Regions from separate parts of the Homo sapiens genome. Here region 2 is linked to region 1. Evidence: chromatin loops called from intact Hi-C (ENCODE). Cell type or tissue: gastrocnemius medialis. All regions are shown on one strand.

The links. Peaks named below come from ENCODE experiments on the same cell type or tissue, not always from the same donor. Only the 100,000 strongest peaks of a DNase experiment are listed, where the experiment ranks them.
Region 2: a loop joins it to region 1, with 19 times the contacts of the local background. A loop is called at or near these places in 1 of 110 quality-filtered maps.

The regions. Positions count from the first base shown.
Region 1 is chr6:39,938,912-39,946,911 of GRCh38, forward strand. All of the region lies in intron 1 of LOC102723789 (a long non-coding RNA gene), which reads left to right. Among named protein-coding and RNA genes, the nearest start is that of MOCS1, 8.4 kb to the left of the region's middle. In gastrocnemius medialis, no CTCF peak of the experiment used is centred here; DNase peaks (open chromatin) are centred at 274 and 4,120; H3K27ac peaks cover 833 bases.
Region 2 is chr6:39,855,826-39,863,825 of GRCh38, forward strand. It overlaps DAAM2 (dishevelled associated activator of morphogenesis 2), which reads left to right. Exons shown (of 25, transcript NM_001201427.2): 2 at 422-645; 3 at 5,103-5,192. The coding sequence starts at 478. Among named protein-coding and RNA genes, the nearest start is that of DAAM2-AS1, 38 kb to the right of the region's middle. In gastrocnemius medialis, no CTCF peak of the experiment used is centred here; no DNase peak of the experiment used is centred here; H3K27ac peaks cover 922 bases.

The sequences.
Region 1 (8,000 bases):
TCACCTAGGGGATAACACCAACCTATTCCTGAGGGATTTGTTCCCTTAGCCCAAACACCTCCCACCAGGCACCACCCTCCAACACTGGGGATCAAATTTCAACATGAGATCTGTAGAGGACAAACATCCAAACTATATCCAAGAGTTAGCTGTGAACTTTGTTTCTGGTCAGTGTTGCCCTCACTCTGGGTCCCGGCCTGATAGGGCAGCGAATATCCACATAGAACATTGGTGGTTACCAAGAGGGAAAAAGAGTGTGGCAAACAGCAAACTGGCTCTTACAGCTTCTTCCTGGAAGTGTCACACATCACTCTGCTTTAAGCAAGTCACATGGCTGTATCTAATTTCAAAGGGAAGAGCAGCTTAGTCCTCTCTCAGAGAGGGAACGCACATGCTGGCGAACAGTAAAATAACCTTACTCCAGGAACAAACTTCCCCTTGCTCTCTTATGTATCATCCAGTTTTTCCATTCAACTCTTCCACTTCTTTGCACCTATCACTCCCCTTGCATACTGAAACCAGCCATGGCAGCCTTATGCATCTGCATGTATCATGCATACCCTCAGAGCCATGAGGTGCTGACTAGGAGTCTCTTGTTTAGATTCTGTCATCAGCAAAACTAAGAGAAGAGTTTGTAATACCTCTTTAATTCGATTGTTTTCAAAGTGTGGATTTCAGAGGTCAACACTAGTTTCATAGTAATATTAAGAAATCGTGCCAGGCGCGGTGGCTCCTGCCTGTAATCCCAGCACTTTGGGAGGCCAAGGCGGGCGGATCACAAGGTCAGCAGATCGAGACCATCCTGGCTAACACGGTGAAACCCCGTCTCTACTAAAAATACAAAAAATTAGCCGGGTGTGGTGGCGGGCGCCTGTAGTCCCAGCTACTCAGGAGGCTGAGGCAGGAGAATGGCGTGAACTCGGGAGGCGGAGCTTGCAATGAGACGAGATCACACCACTGCACTCCAGCCTGGGCAACAGTGCGAGACTCCGTCTCAAAAAAAAAAAAAAAAAAGAAATCGTCTTTTCCACTCTCATGCTCCTATGACCATATAGGAGTTTTCTATGTGTGATTTCACAGATTGAACGCAGAAGCAGATATGAGAATCCAGTTGCCTTCTACTAAGCCAGACATGAAAGCAAGTTGCCAAAATGTAGCGCAATGCCACTTTTTTTCCCCTGTTTTTGTTTTGGAAATTATTGTTGTTTTCATAAAGCATTATGTTAACATGTAATAGGTATTATGGACATTATTATTTTTCAGTGAGTTAAATGTTTTCAGATTTTCTGAGTTTGAATTTCTAATATCATAACTATAAATCAAATAAATTGATATAGTAAATAGAAATTAAATATTTCAAAAGATCTGTTGTACGACATGGTGACTGTGGTTGATAACAATATATCGTATCTTGAAAATTGCTAAGAGATTTTAAGTGTTCTCGCCACACAAAAAAGTGAGGAAATGCAAGTGTTAATGTTAATTAGCTCAATTTAGCCATTTCATAATGAATGTTTCAAAACATTGTATATGATATATATTATTTCTGTCAATTTAAATAAGTTAAAAATAGGTATTAAGTAGATATAACACAAATAAACAAATAAGCTCTTTTGGGATGTTTGATACTTCAGAGCAGTGGTCCACAACCCTTTTGGCACCAGGGACCAGTTTCATGGAAGACAATTTTTCCATGGGGGCAGTGGTGGGGGAATGGTTTCAGGATGGAACTGTTCCACCTGAGATCATCAAGCATTAGGTTCTCAGAAGAAACACGCAACCCAGATCGATCCCTTGCAGGCGCAGTTCACAATAGGGTTTGAGCTCCTCTGAGAATCTAATGCTGCTGCTGATCTGACAGGAGGCAGAGCTCAGGAGGTCATGCTCGCTTGCTTGCTACTCAACCTTCTGCTGCGTGGCTCAGTTCCTAACAAGCTACAGACCAGTACCAGTCCAACGCCTGGGGGTTTGGGACCCCTGCTTTAGAGTATAAAGAGTTCCTGAGACAAACAATTTGAGAATTGCTGCCTTAATACACAACCTTTCATCCTCTAGAGACCTAGAGACATCCTAATTATTCTCTATAACTGCTGTGTCCACATCACCCTCCCCAAGCCATTGAGAAGAATATAGAATAAACTCTTACCTATCCCTCATTTCCCTGAGCTCCTGGAGTGGGCTGTTTTCCTATGGAGTTGATGATGAGATTGGTTTGAGGGTCCTCATCCTGAGGTTCGATAGGAGCCCTACACTGGGAATCAGCTCCACGTTTCACATCCAACCTCTGCCATAGAGTCACTTTCTCTCTACTAGTTTAGGCTCCTCATTGACTGGAAATAAAAAACTGGTCTTCAGCTTTGTTGTGAGACTTGAGTCATGGAATGCTTAAGCAAGTGCTCTGTTGTTTTTATGATATTGTTTTAGGGCAAGGAGGGCCTTACTCATGTTACCGAAACCATCCTTTCTCACATGAACGAGATTAAAGAGATTAGCTCTTTTGGATGTATTGAGCCTACAGAAAAGCTCTTATTAGAATTAGGTAACCCCCGTAAGGGATGGCGGGTTCATTATAAACCATGTATATAACTCAGCTCAAAATAGTTTAACTGTTTTCCAAGAGTAGGTAGCCAAGAGCAATAATGGGAAGTAGGGTAGGTATGATAATGAGTTAGGAAAAAATAAGGCACAGGGATTGCCAAGAAGGATGGGCCCCAACTCTCAGGGAGTCCTGAGACCCTTGGTGTGTGGGAGAACAGGAGGGGCTTGGAGGACACTGAGAACTTTCTTCTGAGGTATTCCCAGGTCTTTTGCAGGCCAGACCGTCACCCCTGTTATGAAATCATCCTGAACTGTTTTCTCCTACTGATCTTCTTAGTGTATGGTGGTTTTAAACAGGTCCATAAATTCTTAAATATTCTTCACTTTAAAAGGTGGAGCCTAGTTCCCCTCCCCTTAAATGTGGGCTGAACTTATGAACTCTAGCAAATCAAATGTGGCAGAAGTGATGGTGTTAGGCTCCTGAGGGTAGTCAGTAAAAGACCACGTGGTTTCCTCCTTGCTCCCTCTGGGAGAAGCCAGCGGCCATGCTGTGAGCAGTTCTCTGGAGATGCCCATTTGACGAAGACTGAACCTCCTGCCAACAGCCAGTTAGGAACGAAGGCCTCCAGCCAACAGCCATGTATGGGAACCATTTTGGATAGGACTCCTCCAGACCTAGTCACAGCTTCATGTACCTGCAGCCCTTGCTGAGATCTTCACTGCAGTCTCACAAGATATCCTGAACCAGAAACATCCAGCCAAGCCACTCCCAGGCTCCTGCCCCTTAGAAACTGGGTGAGATAAATACTGGTTGTTCTTAGCTGTTACATTTTGGAGTAACTTGTTACACAGCAATAGAAAATTTAAAAGTTGTGTGTGAATTCCTACAGTGAGTTGCTGTTTAACTATATTGCCTGTTGCCATCACAGGAAAGAGATGCTGTTTATGTCTGTAACTGTATTGGTGGCGTTCTGGGCCATTTGTTCTCCATGTGCCCCACCCTTCCCTGGGATCCATTCTCCACCTGTCTTTGCCCCCTGTTCTCTGCCCCAAGAGGTTGATCCCATGGACCCCCTTGCCTTCAGGCTTCTGTTTGGAGTCCATTCACGGAAGATACTGGGAGGGGAGCAGAGGACAGCATGGGAGAGAGATCTGGGCATGGGCACCTCCTCCCCGCCAACTCTGCATTCTTTTCTACCAGCCGAGGGAGGCAAGAGATGACTTTACACCTGACTTTGTTCTACTCACACCTACAGAGTTAGAGTTCACTGTGTTAAGGCCCATGCATTTAGAAGAAAAGCAACTCACGCGTGGCTCTACCTTTGAACTAGAAAATAACCTTTAATTCCCCTAAGACAATCAAATCCACTAAACTCAGGCCTAATTCCTCTGCAAGCAAGGTCAAGTTGTACTGTCTGGATTATGCAGTGGCTGTTTGTTAAATTGAGTTGGGGTAATTATCGGGGTGGAGAGATAAAACAAGAAGTATCAAAGGCTGACATTTTTGGAAACACCTCAGAAGTCCTCACGCTCATGAGACTTGGCCCAGCTGAGAATGCCACCTGACATGTTCCCTCCTGGGACAAGTCAGTGAAGGGCAAGCCTCTGTAAGTAAGGCAGGTGATGGCTTGGAAAGAGCCCTGGCTCAGCAGTGGGGGCGATCTGATTTGTGCCAGTCCTCAACTTGGCACAAATTCCCTGCTTAACCTTGGGCCAATTACTTCATCTCTCTGGTTTCATCATATGTCAGAGGGGAAACTGCCTGTCTTATCTACTTCACAGGGTGGTGGTTGTGAGAAATCAATTAGAGAGGATTTTACTATATTATTAAAATATAAGATGAAGCACAAAGAGGTGAAGTAACCAGCCCAGTGATGCATAGCTAATAAGGGGTGAAGCTGAGAACCGGGGGGTTAACATGTCCGGCTCGCAAATCCACACTCTGAAGCCCTATCCTTTCTGTGTTCTTGACCCTGACCACACCCCTGCAAACAGTCCCTTTAGTACATTCTGAGTGTCCCTTTGGCTTCCCCTTTCTTTCCTGCTGCAATCCTATGCTATACTTGATTGTCTTCCACGATCTCTTAATATTCAAAAGGGGCAGAGGAAAACTTAAAAAACTAAGCTTGAGTTAAAAAGAACTTTACATGTTGTAAAGTTCAATTTATAAAGCCACATTCTAAGTAGAGAAAGTCTATCAATCATAAATGTAAAACATAACTTTCCCTATCCTTTTTTTTTTTTTTTTGAAGAGGAGTCTCGCTTTTGTCGCCCAGGCTGGAGTACAATGGCATGATCTTGGTTTACTGCAACCTCTACCTCCTGGGTTCAAGCGATCCTCCTGCCTCGGCCTCCCGAGTAGCTGTAGCTGGGATTACAGGTACCTGCCACCACACCCAGCTAATTTTTTTGTATTTTTTTGTAGACATGGGGTTTCACCATGTTGGCCAGGCTGGTGTCAAACTCCTGACCTAAGGTGATCTGCCTGCCTCGGCCTCTCAAAGTGCTGGGATTACAGGCAAAAGCCACCACGCCTGGCGCCCGACCCTGTTTTTTTTTGTTTTTTTTTTTTTTTTGAGACAGAGTTTCGCCCTTGTCAGCCCAGGCTTGAGTGCAACGTCACAACCTCGGCTTGCTGAAACCTCCACCTCTTGTGTTCAAGTGATTCTCCTGCCTCAGCCTCCCGGTGGCTCATGCCTGTAATCCCAGCACTTTGGGAGGCCAAGTTGGGTGCATCACTTGAGGTCAGGGGTTCAAGACCAGTCTGGCCAACATGGTGAAACCCTGTCTCTACTAATACAAAAATTAGCCAGGCATGGTGGTCCCTATCCCTTTTCTAAAGAATATTATGGAGTTGATGTGAATCAGAACATAAGTTCAAAGTCTCTTTTCTGAAGGCTGAGGGGCCAGATAGATTTTGGACTTTAGGAGTGTTTGGGGTTTGAAATGTCATAAACTGTACATTATATACATTTTGTATGTATATGTAAAAGCATATGAATATAGAACATAAGACAGGGGCTAGGAAAGCCCCCAGTAACCAAGCAATTTTTCTGCAAGAAAATATTCACACGAAATAGGGTAATAAATAGTTCACATCACACGGCCATGTTTTGTTGACAGATGAAGTATGGAAAAATTTTCAGTGTACAGAAGTAGTTTAATTTTGGAATTACACTTAAGGGATAATAGACTTGAGGTAATATAGAATTGGGCCAAGGGTAATCAAGATAAACTGTTTCATTACTGAGAAGATTACACACTTTCCTTTTCTAGTTCTAGTTACCTCTCCAGGAAGGAGAACCACATTTTACAGCTTTGTTCCCTCCTCAAGTCAATTGAAGTTTGGTAGATTGGAACAGTCCCTACTAGCCACATCAAGCCATGAAACACTGATCCTAAGAAAGTAATGAGAGATTTTGCTTTTGACATGGGGATGTCTTCCATTTGCACCACCAGGCCTCCCCTCCATCTTCTGCACCTTGCTCTGGCCTCAGAAGGCTGACCTGCAGGGATGACCCTCCCCATCTGGTTCTGATGGGGCCTGTCCAGTGGGGAGCCCTGGCAGGAGACTAGAGAGAGGGAGAAGAGTTTGTGAGGGTACCAGGCCCTTGGCTGCTTCCCTTGGTGGCTGCCTTGGGACAGCTGTGTCCCTCAACTGCAGTTATAGCTTCTGTGGGTGATCCTCCCCATGTAGTTCTCTCTCTTCCTCATGATTCTTCAGGCCTAGGAGTGGGACACCCTCCACCACTCCCCTCAATACACACCCAAACCCACACCACTAGCTCCAGAATACCACACTTTCTCCTGAGGTTTCCTTGCACCCAGCCCAGACCTTTATAAATATTACTTTATTAAACTCCCAATTAAAAAAATAAACTCCAAACTTGAGTGTGGTCCTGACAGGACATTGATTGGTACAAAAGCCAAGATCAATTAAAAAGTAATAAGAGTTGGACCAATCTGTGCCTATGATTAAGTTTATTTAAATATTGCTTCCAAGTGGTAATTTAGTAGACAGTTAATATGGAAATAGTATTTTATAAAATCATTTATTAAAGAGTATTTTATGGAAAAATTATAAACTCAACTTTGTGAGTGTGAATAAACTTATTCCCTGTGTGGTCTGTTTTAAATCCTTTCTAGAACAAGGTCAAATACAGGCATGGTGCACAGTGAGCTTGGGGGCTTGCTGCCATGACTCTAGAAAACATCTGGGCAACTGACTCTTGGTCTGTGTCAACAGCTCTGAGTGCTAGAAAGTTGCATTGGACCAGGCTGTACTATCAGAGCATGGGGGTGGTATCCTACCTGTGCAGAGCCTCCCAGCAATTATACCATACACTTGAACACCCTAAGCAAGATAAGACATGCCTAGCCCAGGGGAGGAGTTCTGCAGCACATACATAGGTTACAGGAATACAAAGACTGGCCCGGCCTGATGTGTATAAGGTGGGGCCATGGAAGGGAATGACTTGTGCTTTCAGAAGCCTTAAGAGGCCTCTGACTCCTGGTGAAGCCATGTGGACCAGGGAGCCCACAGACCTCTCAAGATGGAAGGGGAGTATAGTCCAGTGGTTATGAGCATGGGCTCTGGAGCCAGGATGCCTGGGGTTAGATCCTGTCTCTAGCACTTACCAGCTGTGTGACCTTAGCAAGTCATGTCCCCTAGTGCCTCAGTTTCTTTATAATTGGAAGGGGACAATAGTATCAACTTTCTATGGGTACATGAAGGTCAGATAAGTCAGTGTTTAGTCTCAGAGCTATGCCTGACATATTGGAATGCTTAGTATTGTCACCTACTGCTATGGTGGGAATGTTTGTGTTTCCTCAAATTTCGTATGTTGAAATGAAATCCCCAGTTCAAAGGTAGAGGGGAGGCATCTGGAAAAGGACTGAGTCATGAAGCCTCCTCTCTTATGAACAGGATTAGCTCTTTATAAAAGAGGATGGAGATGCCCTTTTGCTCTTCCATCATTTGAGCTATGAGGAACAGGCTCTCAGACACCGGATCTAGTGGCAGCTTGATCTTGGGCATCTTAGCCTTCAGAATTGTGAGCCATAACCTTCTATTGTTTATAAATTACCCATTCTAAGGGTTTGTTTGTTTGTTTTTAAATAGCAGCCTGAATGCACCAAGGTCTTTATTGGAGCTGGCTGCTGACCTTGCTGCTGTGTCCTGGCCGCTGGCTTCTTTCTGTATTCTCTAAGTATGTCTGGGCCTGGCCTTTCAGTCTCTCCATCCTACCTCTGGATCTGTCTGCTATCAGTCTTTTGGGCTTTCATTAACATCCCTGTCGGGCACCACCAGACCCCTTAGTGACATCCCTATAACACACAGTCGGCACCTAGGGAGGGCCAGGTGGCCTCTAGGAGAAGAACTCTGCAATTTCACGCCTGTGAGTTATAAAAATGGACATTTCCTATGTGGGAATCAGAAACCAGAGAGAATATAAAAAGTA
Region 2 (8,000 bases), 83 kb before region 1:
GACCCGGAAATGAATCAAGTGAGTAAGTGAGCCTTGCTGGAAGCTGATCTTACGGAAGACAGGGAATAGGAGCCCGTCCACACATTTATGGAAAGTCAGCTCTGGTCACATGGAAGTCACATTCAGTGACCCCAGCCTTTGTCCTTCTCTGAGGGCAAGGAAGGGGAATATGAAAGTGTCTTGGCAGATAACACTCAGAGGACATGGTGGGGAGGATATGTAAATGCCTCCAGGTGGGAAGAGCTGGAGGGAACAGAGGGATGCTGTGGGAGGAGGGGCGACAGCGGGGTGGGTGGGGCTTTGCTATTGGGTTGAGGGCTCCCAGCAACCTGTGGGACAGAGGTTATGAAGGCAGAGTGACCTCTGCCCTGGCCTATCTGACTGTATGCCTGACCACCCTGTGTTCTCTCCTCTTGTCCAGATCACAATGAGGACCTAGGGCATCTGTCTGCTGACGCCCCCTGGCCTGCAGTGACCATGGCCCCCCGCAAGAGGAGCCACCATGGCCTGGGCTTCCTGTGCTGCTTCGGGGGCAGTGACATCCCCGAAATCAACCTCCGGGACAACCACCCTCTGCAGTTCATGGAGTTCTCCAGCCCCATCCCGAACGCAGAGGAGCTCAACATCCGCTTTGCAGAGCTGGTGGTCAGTGAGAGGGTGGGGAGAGACAGTGACAATGGGGAGGAGGGTGGATGGAGAGGCAGAGCTGGACAGAGGGCAGGGCCCCTGTGCTGGGGTCTCCATCTCTCAAAACTCCTCTTGGGAGGAGATAGGCCCCCAGGACACCTCAGCTATGTTGGGGAACCAGAGTCTCTCACTGGGATGGACAGCATAAAGTGTGTCCCCAGAAGAATGGTCCTACCTCCTCTCTGCATTGGATTGTAGACCACATGGTGCAGTAATTAGGTTATCATAGGAAGGGGCAGCTCTGGGTTTTGCAAAATAAGATGGTGAGACATCTCAAAGAACATCAGAACATTTGACGCCTTTCTCTCTTCTGCTCCTTGGAGTTTCCCTGGGATCTTTTAATGTCCGAGGCACAAAGAAGGGACAGAGTGGGATTCTGTGGGCAGACACTGGGCACCTCGGAACAGGGGATGATTGGCTAGGAACCTGGAGGTGGAAATGCCTATGTCATGCCTGGGGTCCCAGTTCAGGCCTGGGATGATTATGTGCTGTGCTTAGCAAGGGGCAGGCGGAAGCTCTGCCATTCACACCCGGACCAGCCTGTGCTGATTCCGCAATGCCCGCCCAGACCAGCTTTCAGACTGCCCTTGTGAGAAGCCCGTGTGTGTGCAGCTTTATACCCTGGCCACAAATAGACAGGCTAGGAAAGAAGCATGATTCCTTCTCTCTTTGGAGGTCTGGTGGTGAGACAAAGTCTGCACACCAAGGGAGGTCCCAGGCCTGGTAAAGAGCCATAAGTACATGTTCATCTACCATTAGCTCTTGGTCACTCATTCTGTGGTGGGCCATTAGTAAGCCAGTAAAGAAACAAGGCCATGTGGTTGGAATGTGGTTTTATACTTGTATTTGCTAATAGATATACCTGGTTAAGCCAATCCAGCTCTTTAAATAACAGGGTCCCTGAAAGATGAGATTATGCAGGTTATATGAGAAAGGTGTCCAGCTTCCTTGTCACATCAGGTTTAGGAAAACTCACTGTTTCCTGATTTTTTAGCTTTCCTCTGGATGGGGCAAGTGGTGGGGGCAAAGCGTTTGCTAGTGTAGAATAATATCTGGAGCCTGATTAGTGTTAGGGATATTTTCTTGAGTAGAGTGAGTTTTGAAAGAAGGACATGATAGGCAGTGTTCCTTTCTTTGGCTCTTTTATTCAACAGATATTTACTGAGCATCTTCAGGACAGGGACCCTTGCATGGCACTTTAGCAAAAACAAGGGTGAGTCAGACAAGTCTTGCCTGCAAGAAGAATAGCATCAGGTATCTCTCAAACAAGTGAACAATATTTCTTGGAGAGACTGCTGGGTGCTGGGCTGTATGAGGGTCCTAGGGATGTAGAGATGAGCCACCAGAGACCTCCCCTGCCTCCAAGAATGTGAAAGCCTAGTAGGGAAGACTGATTTTGAGGAGCAGTGACAAGTGTGATGAGTGCTAGGACAGGGAGCATTCTGGGGGTGGGGGCATGGGAGTGTCTAGCAGGGAGCTGTATTCTAGACTGGGAGAAGTCACAGTGGCCTCTGTGAGCAGTGACATTTCCACCGAGATGATTAGATCAGTGAATGAGGTTCAGGACAATGACAGAGGGTCTCCTGCAGAAGAAACGGCATATGTGAGTCTCAAGTCAGAAAGGAGCTGGGTCCTTTTGGGGTACACAATGAAGACCAGAAGAACTAAAGTTTTTGGATTAAACCCTAAGGGCAGTGGAAAGCCATGGAAGATTTTAAGTAGGGATTTGAGGTGATCTGATCTGCTTTTCTAAAAGACCACGCAAGGTGCTCTGCTAAAGAAGGGTTCTGGGTTGACCATTTGGAGGCTTTTGCCTCCTAATCCTACAGGTTAGAGAGAAGGGTGCCTTAGACTAAAGTATTAGCAGTGAGGATGGAGAGAAGTGGACAGATTCAAGAGCTGTTTAGGAGGAAAGATAATAGGACTTGGTAGGATCAAAGAGTGAGTAGGAATCAAAGAATACCCTGGTTTCTGACATGAAGTGTTGGATGGATATTGGGGCCCTGGGCAGGATAGGATATACTGGAGGAGATTCAAGTTGAGGGGGCTGGGATGATGAACTCAATCCACACATTCTTTCTGTACATCAGTTTCCTTATCTGTAAAATGAGTTGTTATAAGTTGTTATTTATTTATGAATAAACATTACATACTTAGAACAGTGCCTGGTACATAGTAACTCTACATAAGTACATCATAGTAGAGACGTACTGGAGACAGTGGGGCCCTAGGGTCTGGAGCTCAGGAAACTGTTGGCCTAGGGGTACAAGTTTGAGAGAGTTTGAGATAATAACTGAGTCCTGGGGAACAGGTGAGGGAGGATGGTGCCCTGAGGGACTTCTACATTTAAAGGTAGGATAGAAGAGGAGAAGTCATCAAGGAAGCCCACGCAGGAACATAGGGTGAAGCAGGAGAGACTGCTCAGGAGGGTAGTTGCTAAAGAAACCAGGGAAGTGAGGTTTAATAAGGACCGAGCAGTCAGCAGTCAGTCATGTGCTGCCTAGGCTGAGCAAAACCACCATTGATTTAGGGGTATAGAGACCACTGGCTGGAAAAGACAAGTGCATCAATAATCTGAATACAAGCTCACATGGAACTGCTCTGTAGTTCAGGAAGGGAGAGATTCTTCTTACCTGGGAAGGTCTACTGAAGACTTGCGGGAGGAGGCTGACACTGTGCCCTAGGAATTAGACCAGGTCCTTAGTGTGAGTGGGTGCAGATGCCTGTCCAGGTAGGACTCACTGTGTAAACAAAGGCACAGAAGTTGAAGAGGTGCAGAGTTTGTATTGGGAAATGTAAGGTGCATATAACTCTCCTTTTCCTTTTATTTCTGATTTTGATCGTGGGAAAGAAACCTCAAACAGGGTTCTGGGAATTTTGAGAAAGAACTTCCTGGGATATATAGAGAGCAGTTCTAGGGAAGAAATTTTGTTTGGGATTAAATCTGCAAGAGTCTTTAGTTCCAGAGGCAGGTGAACTGATGGGTATTATTTCAAATAATCCTTGTCTGTGCTGTCTGAATGGCAGTCCCTGGCCACGTGGGACTACTGGCTCATCTGAATTGAGATGAACTGTAACTGTAAAATGCACACCAGATTTTGAAGACTTAGTGTGAAAAAAGGAATGTAAAATATCTCATTATTAATTTTCTACATGATTTTATGTTTAAATGATTATATTTTAGATTTACTGGTTTAAAATATACTATGAAAATTGACTTCACCTATTTCTTTTAAATTTTTTAATGTGACTAGAAAAAATTGAAAATATATGTCGCCCATGTTATCTTTCTATTAGGCAGTTCTGATCTAGGTGAGAGAATAAAGTCTTAATATTCTCCCTTGAATAAAAGTATAGGGAAAAGATTACAGATATCAAAATTTAAGACTATTATACTTCCTTAGATATTGTTTTCACTGTTTATTGTATTTGAAAATATAAAGAGTCATAATATTATGCTTTGTTATGCTTAATTTATGCTTAATGCAAGTTTTGCTTTTGATTTTAAAAAAAGCACACTATGGTCTCCATGGCCCATTAACTAGTCCTTTGATTAGCCCTGGCATTGCTCATGAATGACAGGAGAGGCAGCTTCAAAAATAGAGCTTTTCAGGGGCCGTCTAGCACAGCAAAACCTTCAAATTCACCCTAAAATACCTATGGAGTTACCCCAAATATGACCTCATAAAGTTCCAGTTAGCTCCTTGGAAAGTTTGGACTAGCCTGATGGAGCCCCGTGCCTTCTCTTGCTGGTCCTGCAGTGGGAGGGGCTGCCTCCAGCAGGCACTACCTCCCTCGGAAGCAGATCAATGCCTCCCGGGGCATGGCTCGCCCATCCTACTCTGAGCAGCCCCTTGTCCTCACCAGCTCTCTCCAGCCTGTGCTAGGGCCTATGCTGAGTGTGGGGGAGCCAGAGAATGTCTAGGGCAGAGATTCGAAGGGCAGGTAGATGTGAAGGATGGGGCAAGAATCTGAGAGAGGCAGAACGAGATCTGCAGACAATTCCCTTCTTTGTTAGGCTTTGTATTATGGTGTCCACAAGCTTAAGAATGACAAGGGATGGAAGACAAGAGACCCCAGGGCGAGAGGATCAGGAGCTAGCAAAGCAATGCAGGCGATGGGCAGGGAACAGGGTGACCTGAAGCAGGAGGGTGGATTTGCAGAGACAAGGCTGGGGGTGGACAGGAAGTAAAGGGAGTGCAATAGAAGTCACATAGGGTTGGTTGAGGCAAGGGGATGGGGCTGTATCTCTGATAGAAAAAGAAATGCCCTATCATATCTTTGATGCTCTTCGGGAGGAAGATAGTAGTAGCCTGAGGAACTGATTTGGGGGAATTGTAATTTCCTGCAGGGCTGACTATTCTAATCTCAACCATCCCTAGTGTCAGACGTATTTTTTCTTATTGTCTTTGCAGGATGAATTGGATCTCACTGACAAAAACCGAGAGGCTATGTTTGCACTGCCCCCTGAGAAGAAATGGCAGATCTACTGCAGCAAGAAGAAGGTGCCCTCTCTGACCCCTCTGGCCACATCTCAGGGTTCATGGCATGGGGTGGCTCTTGCTGCCTTGGCATGCTCATGCATTCACCTGATGTTTATTACATGCCAGCCCTGTTCTAGGTGTTGGAGGAACAACAGTGAATAAAATAGAAAAAGGAAATTCTGCTGTCCTGGAGCTTACACTCAAAGAAATAGGATTCTCTTTTTCAAAAACGCTTAAAGCAGGACCTGCTGCATCCCAGGACTGGGGCTTGCTGGGAGACAGACAAAGAAGCAGAGTCTGGACTCTCTCGTGCCTGCTCCCAGGCATGGAGGGTGGGCATCATGGACCATACCTGGAGCAGCTTTGCTATAAGAAATCAGTTTGGGGGGCAGGGATGTCCTCTTTTGGATCTTTAGTCTCCACTCTGTCCCAGGCTAGGGCTCACACATCTGTCCATGTTCTCCTCAGCATATCCTCCCTCTCTTCTTGCTCATTAAAAGATGCTGTTAGCCTCCTGCTATGGCCCTCCCTAGAAAGGGGTATGCTGAGCTCCAGTGGGGCTTAATTGGACTTGATCTCCTCCCTTCTGCTTTCCCAGCGGCTGTGCATTCTTCTCTCTGCTGTCTCCATCTCCGTGTTTCTTCAGCTTGCCTCTGTCTCTACGTCTCTCTCTTGCCCCCTTTCTATTTTAGTCTGTTTCTTTTGCTCCTGAATTTTCTTTTCATGGCCTACTTTCCTCCTCTCCCCTCCACCCTCCCAGTTTTCAGACTTGAGTCCCAAGTCTAAAACTTGTTATTCTGCCCTCCTACATTGCTTTGGTGTTTGGGGACCAGAGCCTGGCTATTCCCACGCCTGAGGCTTAGGCTCCCTCCCTCCTGGGAGGAGACAGGAAGGTCTGGGCGGAGTCTGAGCCATGTATCCTTTGTGCTCCTGTGCCCCCTCATAGCTCTTCTCTTACTCTTCCTGCTGAAGACTTTATCCCATTCCGAGGTCTCCACACTGAGCCAGACTGACCTTGTAACATTGGAGGATTCAAATATACACCATTTCAGAGTTGCAGGAACCTGGAAAACCACACAGTGTCGATGCAGTCTCATTCTTTATTCTACAAATGAGGCCAAGAAGGCCTAGAGAGGCAAAACTCACCCACAGCCCACCCAGTCCGTTATGGCAACTGGCTGCCCATTGCTAGAACCTGAGACTGCTGGGGAAAATAGTGCTAGAGGCTGAGGACCTGTGACAAGAGGCATGGGCTGCACACGCTATGAGCCATTGTCTAGTATACTCAATGCATGCTTATTAAGCACCTGCAGAATATAACACTCTGTGTTTATGCATCTCATTGTGAGAAAAGCAGGTCTTTAAAAAGCTCAAATCATGGAAAGAAGGAAGGAAGGAAAGAAATTTCAGGCGTAATTAATCATATCTCATGATTCTCCATTTTCCAAATTGATTTACTATGGAGTTCCCTTAAGTTGGTCTCTTCTACAGCTGCTAAAACAAACAAACAAACAAACAAAAAAATGGCCAGGCATGGTGGCTCATGCCTGTAATCCCAGCACTTTGGGAGGCCGAGGTGGGCAGATCATCTGAGGTTGGGAGTTCGAGACCAGCCTGACCAACATGGAGAAACCCCATCTCTACTAAAAAAATACAAAACTAGCCAGGTGTGGTGGCACATGCCTGTAATCCCAGCTACTCGGGAGGCTGAGGCAGGAAAATCACTTGAACCTGGGAGGTGGAGATTGTGGTTAGCCGAGATCATGCCATTGCACTCCAGCCTGGGCAACAAGAGCGAAACTCCATCTCAAAAAAAAAAAAAAAAAAAAAAAAAAAAAAAGATTTATTAAAATAGAAGGCATCTCTCACTGCCTTCCAAACCAAATTGTAATTTCCCCACACACTTTCACAACCTTCCACCTTCCCACATGGCACTTCCTCTGTCTATAACACCCTCCCCACCTGTCTTAGCTGTAATGCTCTTTAATAGCCCAGTGTTCTTAGACCACTCACGCCAACCCCCTACAAGCCTTCTGTGTTGGATGGATCACCCCCCAAGGTCTGCTATGGGTGGCTCTACCATAGAACATTTACCACCCTTTCTCTGGCACTGGACTGTTACATGGAAGGCAGAGACCATGACTCTTTACTCCGTACTTTCAGAGCTCAGCACAGTGATTGGCATCTAGTAGGTCCCCATTCAGTGCATATGGCATGGGTAAATGACGAGCCAGCAAGTTTAGGAAAGGATGTGTTTGCCGACACAATTGTTTTTGGTGCTGATTCCCCTCCCCAAGGCAGAAGGCAGAATGTTTGGCCTTCAGTCATGGAGAATTTAACATGTATAACCATGATTAAATTTAACATTTAACCATGTGAAGTCATAAAGACCCAAACAAAGCAGCTTTTCTACTGGTCTAAGATTTGTATTTTGTGAAACAAAATAGAAAACATTGAGTGGATGGAGCTGAGAGCTGCAGGGCCCGCTGGCAGCTGGCAGAGAGGTGTTTTGTCAGGGAGGGTCTGGAGGAAGTTAAGTTTTCATGCCGATTTGGAAGCAGGAGAGTGGAGAAAGCAGATGGGGAGGAGCCTCCAAAGTGACCTGGGGCACAGGAACAGGAATGAGCAGGATGGGTGTGAGGCCCAGAAGCAGATCCATTTGGCTGGAGAAGGCTGGATTTTCAGTCAACATTAATATTTCTTTAACTCCCATCATTCTTGCCCATACTTGGGGAAGAGTCGAGCCTGTCTCTTGAGGGCTGAGCACTGGGCCAGAGGTCCTCGGATCTGGGCTCTGCCTCCCCGCTGCACATCCCCCTCATTCAGGAG